Linked DNA regions of Homo sapiens: regions 2 and 3 are each linked to region 1. The links are chromatin contacts, found by Hi-C or POLR2A ChIA-PET in ENCODE. All regions are on one chromosome and are shown on one strand. The core of a region is the stretch at or near the end of the contact, and the rest is flanking DNA. Distances in the headings are between cores, read along the strand shown.

The links. A loop is a pair of places that touch in the nucleus more often than their neighbours do. ChIA-PET counts read pairs that join two places held with the same protein, here RNA polymerase II (POLR2A). Pooled maps may share reads with other maps.
Region 2: a map of Caco-2 shows a loop between it and region 1 (2.1-fold over the local background). The contact joins two enhancer-like sites. A Hi-C loop is called at or near these places in 1 of 168 maps with a recorded cell type or tissue (Caco-2), 3 of 37 single-sample maps with no recorded cell type and 9 of 50 pooled maps. POLR2A ChIA-PET finds 5 or more read pairs at or near these places in 1 of 52 experiments (HepG2).
Region 3: a loop to region 1 is called in a map of endothelial cell of umbilical vein, with 8 times the contacts of the local background. The contact joins two enhancer-like sites. A Hi-C loop is called at or near these places in 8 of 168 maps with a recorded cell type or tissue (IMR-90, MCF 10A, aorta and 5 more), 1 of 37 single-sample maps with no recorded cell type and 5 of 50 pooled maps. POLR2A ChIA-PET finds 5 or more read pairs at or near these places in 2 of 52 experiments (MCF 10A and SK-N-SH).

The regions. Positions count from the first base shown.
Region 1 is chr4:140,251,611-140,254,756 of GRCh38, forward strand. No RefSeq gene overlaps it. Among named protein-coding and RNA genes, the nearest start is that of MAML3, 99 kb to the left of the region's middle. Within about 2 kb of position 1,726, at least 28 of the 41 ENCODE cell types and tissues checked have a DNase peak (open chromatin) inside an H3K27ac peak, as active enhancers do.
Region 2 is chr4:139,843,182-139,846,327 of GRCh38, forward strand. All of the region lies in intron 2 of MAML3 (mastermind like transcriptional coactivator 3), which reads right to left. Among named protein-coding and RNA genes, the nearest start is that of MGST2, 180 kb to the left of the region's middle. Within about 2 kb of position 1,635, at least 2 of the 41 ENCODE cell types and tissues checked have a DNase peak (open chromatin) inside an H3K27ac peak, as active enhancers do.
Region 3 is chr4:139,887,785-139,890,930 of GRCh38, forward strand. MAML3 (mastermind like transcriptional coactivator 3) reads right to left here. Exons shown (of 5, transcript NM_018717.5): 2 at 1,573-3,146. Among named protein-coding and RNA genes, the nearest start is that of MGST2, 220 kb to the left of the region's middle. RefSeq lists an enhancer at 263-402. Within about 2 kb of position 1,632, at least 6 of the 41 ENCODE cell types and tissues checked have a DNase peak (open chromatin) inside an H3K27ac peak, as active enhancers do.

The sequences.
Region 1 (3,146 bases), core at 476-2,975:
AGACACACAATCATGGCTTAGAATGCGACTTTAAAGCCAGGCCCACCCCCAGAGACTCTTCGGGCTCTAAAATGGCCAACTAAACCTAAGTAAGTGTCTGAGTTACACCTGTGAGGCTCTGGGGAGAATGCGGCCTCACTGGATTTCTGCTCTTTTCCTGGAGGGAAATAACCTTGCTGACTCAGATGGGAGTAAGAAGCTGTTAGCAGTTGCTGGGTTCACCTTCGATGGAAATCTGGAAATTCCAATGAACCACCATCATTTTCTGCAAGATAATCTAACCTAATTTCAACTGTAAAATTTAAATTTTCAAATGTACTGAAGAGATAGTACATGCCAGGCATTTATACACAGTATTTCCCTTAATCATCACAAAAAACCTGTGTAGTAGGTATCAGGCCCACCATTTTATAGAGGAGTGAACTGAAGCCCCAGAGGTTAAACTCCCAGCTAGCAAATGGGGGAGCCAGGGTCTGCCTCCCAAGCCTGGGTGATAGGGCTCTGTCAGAACTCTCCAAAAGAGAAGGGGCATAAATCACAGGTCTATCCAGGGAGCGGAGGGAGAGGGGGAGTGCCCCACACAGTCACAGCAGCAGGGCAGGAGGAGGATGGGGGCTGGGGGCAGCGGAGGACAGATGGGAGCTCCTGTTAGGAGCCACGTTTCCTCGGCTGGGAACCCCTACTGCTGAGTCTCTGCAACAGCGATGCCAGGTCTGTCTCAAGGGCGGCAAACTGTGCCTCTCCCTCCTCCTGCAAGGAGAGTCGGGTTGTTCATAATGATAGGTACTCTATGCCAGGCTTCCTGCCAAGTTAAGAACCACTTTTTAAAAATCTTCACAACATTCCTAGGAAGTAAGTATTATTCCCCGCATTTGATAGCTGGGGAGGTGCGGAGTTGGGGACTTTAGGAACATCCTCAAGGTCACAGAGCTCCAGGGTGTCCATGCTCACGTTTCAATCCAGGCTTCTGACTTTAGGGCCAGCAGAACTCTTTAACATCATGTTCCACCAGGCAGAGGTTGGGGGGTCAGGCGACCACATGGGCCGTTCATCTTTGCAGGAACTGACAGCGTTAGCCCCGACACAGAGGGCATGGGCCCCGCGGCTCCACCGGGAAGGGGGCTCGCCCGCCGGCCCGGGCACCCCCTGGTGGGGCCTCCCGCTCTCGGGCTCGGGCAGAACCCGCTGCTCAGGGGCCCGCGGTCAGGTCAAGGAATCCTCCTGTGGGCCTCGGCATTCCTCGAGGGGAGGGCGACTCCCGTCGGGCGGGCCTGCGCTCGGGGTGGGTCCGGGCTCCGCGGCCGGGATGGGTGAGCTGGGGAGGGAGGCGCCCAGGCTCGGGCAGGCGTCAGGCGCCGCGGCGCGTGGGGCTGTGCACGCGGTCACCATTTTCCTCCTGCTGGTCTGTGTGTCCCTCCGGCGGGAGCCGAGGCCGGCTAGGCCGCAGCAGCCCCGCGCCCAGGGAGAGAGGAGGAGGGGAAGAGGCCGAGGGCGCCCTGCTCCTGGGTCGCCGAAGCCCCGGAGGCTTTGTGTATTCGGAACCGGATTCACCACCTCCCCCGCCACCCCCGCCTCCCATTCCCGCTTTCTTTTTCCCTGACCGAAGTCCCAGTAGAGTATCCAGCAATTAGCACGCGAGGAGGGGGTGGAAGGCGGCGGCGGCGGCAGGGGTGGGGGCGGCGAGACCCCGGCTCTGGGCTCGGCCCCGCGCTCCGCCTGCGCTGCCTTCGTGCGCCACCTACCGGCTGCTCGGGGCTGCTGCGGCGGCCGCCAGAGCTGTTCCTAGGCGGATCTTGATCTCCGTGGACAATAGACAATGGGATTTTTTTTTTGGAACAATGATTTATTTTTGGGGGTGGGGATAAGGAGGAAGGAGGGAGGGAGGGAGGAAGCAGTAGTGTGTTTGTCATCGCTTTAGAAAAAAAATCTCTGTTCTATCATTGTTTCTGCATATCCATTATATTGAGGACAAAAGAATCCCGTTCTGGAACAACAAAGCCAAGGGAAATGTTTTCTGTGGCTGACATTTAATTGTGTGCACAAGGTGCTACATTATCATGGGGAGAGATTGTAGAAAAGAATAGGGCAAGCCTCGGTTCAAAAGCCTGACTTTTCTGCTTTAAGATGTGAGCTTACATGTGCCCCATTTTAGATTGTCTCATATATCTCCACTCATGTTATACACGACGCACAATTCTCCGTTTCCTTATAGTTTTCCAACCCACCGCAAGCATTCCTTGCGGATTATTTTTGCACCACTTCCAAGGTCTATTCCTTTTACAGTTAACAGGGATCATCATGTTTTGCTTCACAACCTCTCTACATGTTTCTTTTTTAGAAGCTGTTAGGGACCTTGGAGAACACGTAGTCCAACCCTCTCATTTTACAGATGAAAGAGGTAGAATGCCTAGTCCAAAGTCACACAAATAATTAGAGAGGGAGGCAGGACCAGACCTCTTGTTTCCTAATCCCTGGTCCCTACGACCTGCTATTTGATGTCCTAATGCCCAGCACTCCTGGACTTGCTCATTCCATGGCCTCCTTTCTGGCAGGAGAAACCCCCTCACAGCGAGTTGTGTTCCACAAAGATGGGTGCTAATTCAGGCCGAGGGGACAGAAGTACAAGCTTCCTGGCTTGGTAATCCCTTTTACCCCCCTTTCTGCCCCACCACCTCTGTAGCGTGAAGAAGGGGAACAGTGTGGGTGTCATCTTAATTTATTCATTTCATTATTTTGCTGTGATAAGTTAATATGTAAAACCTATTGCAGTTGTCCCCAACTCTCCAGAAAACATTCTCCCCTGGGATGCAGGGACTGAGCGCCACCTCTGATACTGGGCTAAACCAGAAGCATAACAAGAAATGTGTTCCATCTTTGGAAATTGTACTCAGTGGTCTCTTGGCAAAGGTGGTTTGCCCTTGGGAACTTAAATGATATGGATTTCTTTCTAAGGCTCATGAAAAATCCTTGGGAAGAGGCAGATAGCTGATCATGCTGTAGAACAGAGACATTTTTCTTATGCCACCTTCCAAAACACTACAACAGACGGCGCTCCCCTTTAAACTATTACTGTGTCACACTGAGACAGAAGAATTTTCAAGTTTTAAATGAGAAGCTCAGTAAACATCTTTGCACATCCAAAATGA
Region 2 (3,146 bases), core at 385-2,884, 410 kb before region 1:
CAAAAGCTCTACGTGTACCCACCTGATAATGGGGCTTTGGCAATTACCTTACTGCTTCCAACCCAAGTCCTCAATCTACTATGGAGCTCAGCATGCGAAGAAAGGTGACGCCATCTATCTTTTGCCCAAAGCTGAGTACATACTAAGATGTGTCTACTCTCGGGTCCATGTGCTCAAATTTAGAAAACACACCAGAAAATAACTTGATATATCACAATTTTAGATTTACTACCTAGTCCCAATACAGGGAATTAGAATATTTCCAAAATCCTGAACTCAAATCCCAACTTACACTACTGACAGGTCTTAATTACCCATGTTTAAGGACAAGGCAAAAGTAAAACCCAAAACCTGATGAATTAACATTCATAATAAGTTAATCTAGCCCATATTTTCCCTTCTTAGTTCACCAACTGTTTTGCTAGAAAATTTATAGGATTACCTGTTCATAGATGTAGGTAATTATATACAGTTGGGGTTTCTCTAGAAATGACTCCTGAAGTATCTTAATTCGGAGTCTTCTAATGAAATTGCTACTATCTCCAGTTTAATAACCAAATTATTACTGTCCTGCTTGGTCTGATCACGTCCTAGTCTGGACCTCAGCTTCTGTTTCAAAAAATGAGCATTTCTTCACTTCCTGAGACCTCACTGTTTGGGTCTGATGAAGCAACTTCCCATGGACGGCATTGTAGCCATCGAGAGAAACCCCACTCACCAAAGGAGAAAGCTTGGCCCACAGGGCCCCTGGGAGGTGCCATTTTCATCTTCTATTGCACTGCGCTGACATTTTTAAATTATAATGACTCCATATCCCAAATGAGTCCTAAGAACATTCTGAATCAGCTAATTAATAAATCAATTGCTCTTCAGGATGGCATTTATCAAATTCACAACTAATATGTGAGGTGCGGGTAGAGTGGAAGTCTGCAGCTGCTACACCTCTGGCTCTGGTAGGACCCAGCTTGTTCCAAAACCTCTGTTGCACTCTGGCTGTAAGCGAAACACCTTCAAGTTTCTATGCATACTATTTGAGTCCATTGGGATACAATTTCATCATCAGAGACAACATCTTATGCAATAATGAGTAGTTGCCTAAAGAATGAAGAACAGGAGCATCCCTACTAATCAGACACTCAGTGTCCCATATGGTGATGGTAATTGAAACATCCTTCTGGTCACACTGTTGAACTAAGATTGAAATCAATTAGATGCCACTGTTTAGATGTTGGTGGCATTGTGCTGTCTTTTTCTTGGCACAGAGATGATGTGGGAGTTAACAATACCAAGCAAGGCATCCTACTTCACCAAGAGTGGACCACTGGTGAACTCTCAATCCCTTAAAACCTGATAATTTCTACAGGCTTCAGAATCACTGCCAACATCCTGAAAATCAGTTGTGACAATAAGGCTGTCAGAGCAGTGTGTACTGCTCTTAATCATCTACTTAGTGTCTCTTTCTTGGTCATAGACTGTACCTTCCTTACCACTGCAGCCACATGGCTCCTCTTCACATGCTGTTGTTGACAGTGTGGGTGGGATATAGGGATGGTGGGCAGCTGCCCAAATTTTCTGTTCATCAATAGTGGGATGACATAAAATGAGACCAGAAGACAAGACTGCAGAGAGCCTGGGGACAGGTTGAGTAAGAAGCAGAGAGCTGCTGTCCAGATGCCAGAGAGCTGAACAAAAGCCTGCCATTTGTTTAGTCCTATTCTGGCTCACACTATTCACCTTCCTTTCCTTTTGATATCATCAATATGGTTTTTCTCCTGGAAGAGACTTTCTATTTCTCTTTCTCTCTCTCTGTCTGTCTCTCTCTCTGTCTCTCTCTCTCTCTCTCCCTCTGCCCCAACACAGCATCCCTTTTGATGAGATAATGGGTGTTGACTTGCAGTCCAATACTTACTAAAGCCTGATGGCTCTACAAATTACTTAGACAGAATCTAATCCTGAGGGTAGGTATCAATGATAGGGTATGTGTGTGGGGAATCAGAAATGGCATGTTGTCCTACAGAGAGGTCACACCAAAGAAGTAAGAAGATGGGAAAGAAGAAGTGAGGGTGGTGACAGAGAGGGGGAACTAGACATGTGGCTGCATTAGACAGAGTACACAGAAGGGAGGCTCAATGTGGACATGGGAAAAGGTATATTCATTAAGAATGAAAATAGAAGAGGGCTTCTTTATTCAAGTTCTGGGTGTCTGAATCAGGTCAAACTGGCAGAGACACATAGGTAGAAATTGAAGTTAGAAAAATTAAATAAGTGCAAGGAAATCATATTTTGCTGTGTAAGTTCATTTCTAAACATACAGATGTCAGAGAGTTTTGATAAATGCTCATATTCTTTTCATGATTGTACTAAGATCTCACACGGTAAATGACATCAGGAGTTAGAATGGATTGAGATCAAGACAAAGCAGGAACCTACTTTGAATAAAATTTTACTCATCTCAGTATTTTTGGATGTTTCCTTTATCTGAACTAAAGCACTTCATATGATGTCATCTCTTATTTTCTCTTTTGTAGTCTCCTTTATAAATCTATGGTGAATGGTATAGAATAGTTTCATTGGTACCACAATCCCCTTATACCTGATATTATGATAATTCTGAAATACAAACTGAATAAATACATAGGTCATTTTCAAAATGATTTTTATTTGCTCAACAGATTGAATCTGTGCAGTAGTAAAATTACAGTTCGTTAAGTAAATCTTGAGTCAGAGTAAGGTTTAGCAGGGTAATGTTGATCTTTAACCCCTTCATCTAGAATATATTTTTAGGAGTGGGAGGAAATCCCAACATCTATATAAACAGAGAACTCAGAGTTTGAAATGCTCCAAGCAGACATAGTTATTTGTGACAGCTTGACAGTGACAAAAAATCCAGGAGCTGAAATGCTTTCTCCTCGGCTTATGAGTGGCTTTTTATGCAAATCTTGATAGATCATTTTATGCCTTAATTTTCCTACCTACAGATTGCCAGAAGCCTTGGTGACTAAACTATGGCTTATAAGAAGCTAGCACTGTACTTTATTTTTATTTTACTAGACAGACTCTATCACCAAACTACATATTTTTGTCTGTAAGAGGAAGAGTTTAAGAAAGAAACAACCTACTAATAATAGTTTAAATATTATTTTATA
Region 3 (3,146 bases), core at 382-2,881, 360 kb before region 1:
GTGATCTCATAAACCTTCTGACACGCCTGGGCTACTACAAACATTCATGTATATTGCCTATATTTCTGCCTGCTTCAGAACTTAATCTGGAGTATATAAAATGCTGTTATCTCCCCAATGGTATATATTCTTAATGAAACTAAGATAATATATAGAAGTTCACATTTCAATGATATTTTTCTAGTAGCTACTGATTGCAGTCAATGTAAACCAAGTTATACTTTTATTTATCCAGACGGAATCTTTAGAGCCGGCTGGCATGTGCAGACAAGAAGCCACTGTGAGGTTTGGGGGTTGTAAGGCTGAGGACAAGAATGAAGCCACAGAGCTCAGGCCTGTCTCTGCAGGCCAGCACCACCTCCAGCCCTGCAGCTCCATCAAGCTTGGGGTTTCGGGGGTGGGGTGGGGCACTCCAGGAGCTACAAGATGCAAATAACCAAGTGAGGCAAGATCTGCCTGCGTTATTTCCCAGTGCTTCTAAAGTACTCAACTGTGGACACCTACCCAAGCACTAGTTAGAACCTGTTTAGACATGAGGGCCTCTAAAGCAAAGACTTTTCTGCAAATTCTCCAAGTAAAATGACCATGTCTGCATCCTGGAAGAATTGAGGCACAGCACAGCAACTGGCAGTAAGATGATCTCTCTTGAATTCATCCATGTAGGGCAGGGGGAGTCGCTTTAATGGGCATTTCCCCACTCTCTCCTTCAGGGTAGAACAAATGTTATATTAAAGGAGCTTTGGCTGTTTGCCACTGGTCAGGATGAAGAGACTGAAAAGCTTGTCAATGACTATTCACTTCCCGACTGGTTGCTGCTCATTTTTTACCATGCATACCAAGAGCCCAACCTCCCATGAAGGAGGACAGTGGGAAAGTAGAGACTTTAATACAGCACTAAGATATATTCACCATCACATTTTCCTGAAATAGAGCTGATTGTATCAGAGAGGTTTCATTGCACTCCCAAGTAAGAAGACTGAACCAGCTTCTAACTGTTGCTAGTCTAGCAGCAAGTGTTTAAACATTATAAGGTCCTACAAAAATCTACCCTCCACTTCACTTTGAAAATCCAGAAAGCTCTCCTATATTTGAATATCAACAAGCCAAATTTCCCATTATTCATAATTCAGTAGGACAGCTGAAGGCTGCTCAGGGCCTTATAAAACTGTTGTAGACAGCCCTGAATGTCCCCTGCTTCCCACCACCCAGAGCCTGGGATCATGCAAGCTGGGAGAGAAGCTACAGAGGTAGTGCCGTGTTTGGTGGAGTGACCTCTGCAGCCTCCCTCCCTCAGAGTGAGAATTTTATGTAATTCTTATCTGCAGTTGGGAATAAAAGAAGTTTGATTCCTAGACACTGAAATACACGAAAGTTTATCATGCCACCCTTTTCCATTTCTTAGGAGAAATGGAAAAAGAACACTCCAAACCTGGCCACTACCTGAGGATGTGTAAAGAGGTTTTCTGCAGGCAATTAGACCCCACTACAGTGGAAGCTTGTAGAACATCACACATCGACAGTCTGAAATGCACCACAAGAACTGCTCGAAGAGTGTGTCACTTTCACACTTACCTGACCGTGGGATGGAAGTGCAGCGTAAGCCATGGGCTGATTCATCACTCCTTTCTGCTTCATGAGAAGCAGGCGTTTCTGGTCTTCGCTCAGGTGTGCCCTGGGGGCCTGGAGCTGTGGAGGTGGCGGCTGCTGCTGCTGCTGCTGCTGCTGTTGCTGTTGCTGCTGCTGTTGCTGCTGCTGGATATACGGCATCAAGGGGTTTTTGTTGGGGTTGGCCACTGGTGGTGTCATCCTCTGACTCAGGTCTGCATTGAAGTGGGTCAGGGGTTTAGTGTTGCCATAAGTCAGAATATTGTGCTGTTTGTTTAAGGAGTTTGTACCCAAGTTATTTGGCTGCTGATTGATCATATTCATGTGATTCTGAGGGAGGTAGTTATTCATTGTTGTCTTCTGCAGGTTGTTTGCCATTGGAGGCACTATAGGGTTTTGGTTGTTAAAGGCTTGGGGGTACATCATTGGGCTATTTGGTTTTTCTGCAGTAAAAGCTGCTCCATATGGACTAGAGGGAGGTCCTAAGGGAGACCAATTTGAAGTCTGATTTGAGTGCTGTTGCTGCTGCTGCTGCTGCTGCTGCTGCTGCTGCTGCTGCTGCTGCTGCTGCTGCTGCTGTTGCTGTTGCTGTTTCTGCTGCATGAGTTTGGCCCTTTGTTGCTGCTGTGCAGCCATCTGTTTGAGCTGTTCTGCTGGAGACATGTCAGAGCTGGGCACAGCCACAGGCCCTGACGCTGAACCGGCCACTGTCACTGCTGCCGGATTCAGGAGATAACCATTTCCAGGCCGAGGTGGAGCTTGGCCTGGAGTGTGGGCTTGGTTTGGAGTTTGAGGGGACTGGACAGCACAGTTTGCTGGTGAGCTTGCAGGGTTTGGAGCTGCGGGAGTGCTGGCAACAGAAGGTAAACTAGTGGCCGTGGAGACAGTAGAAAAGGGAGGACCAGAAGAAGAAGGCCTCGCCTGGGGAGATCCCATGGAGACATGTGCGAAGGGAGAGTGAGAGGGGTCGCTCTTCACGCTCGCACTCTCCTGGGAGAGAGGGGTCTCAGTTGCTGGCTGCGAGAATTCTGGCTCCTTCTTCTCTTCAAAGTCTTCGTTGAACAGGTCCTGTATGTCATCCTCAGGAACCGTGTTGGCCAATTCATCTATTAATTCTTGCCACTCCTGATCATTCAGATTAATGTCTGAGAACAGCTTGTTCTGATTTGAAAGAGATGTTTCTGATGTGTCTATGCAAGTAGGGTCATCGAGAGGTTCTTGTTTGAGGTCTTTGCTCTGCAAGATGGTGAAGCTATCCTCCAGGTCACTGCAACCGTTGACAGGAAGTTTAATCTCAGGGAGCCTACCATTCTTACTTAGATCTTCTAGAAGCCCAGGAGTGTGAGTTCCACTGTTCTGCAAGGGCAAAGAAGGTTTCAGGTCAAGTTGGTGAAGAGGAGAAGCTGAAGGCAGTGGCATGTTACTGGGCAAATTGTTGATGGCTTCCATCCCCGCAGAAATGTCCTTTCGAATTCGTTTGCTAGTCGGAGAAAAATTCCCATCACAAGCACCATTCTGCTGGTCTCCATTAAGTGGTGATC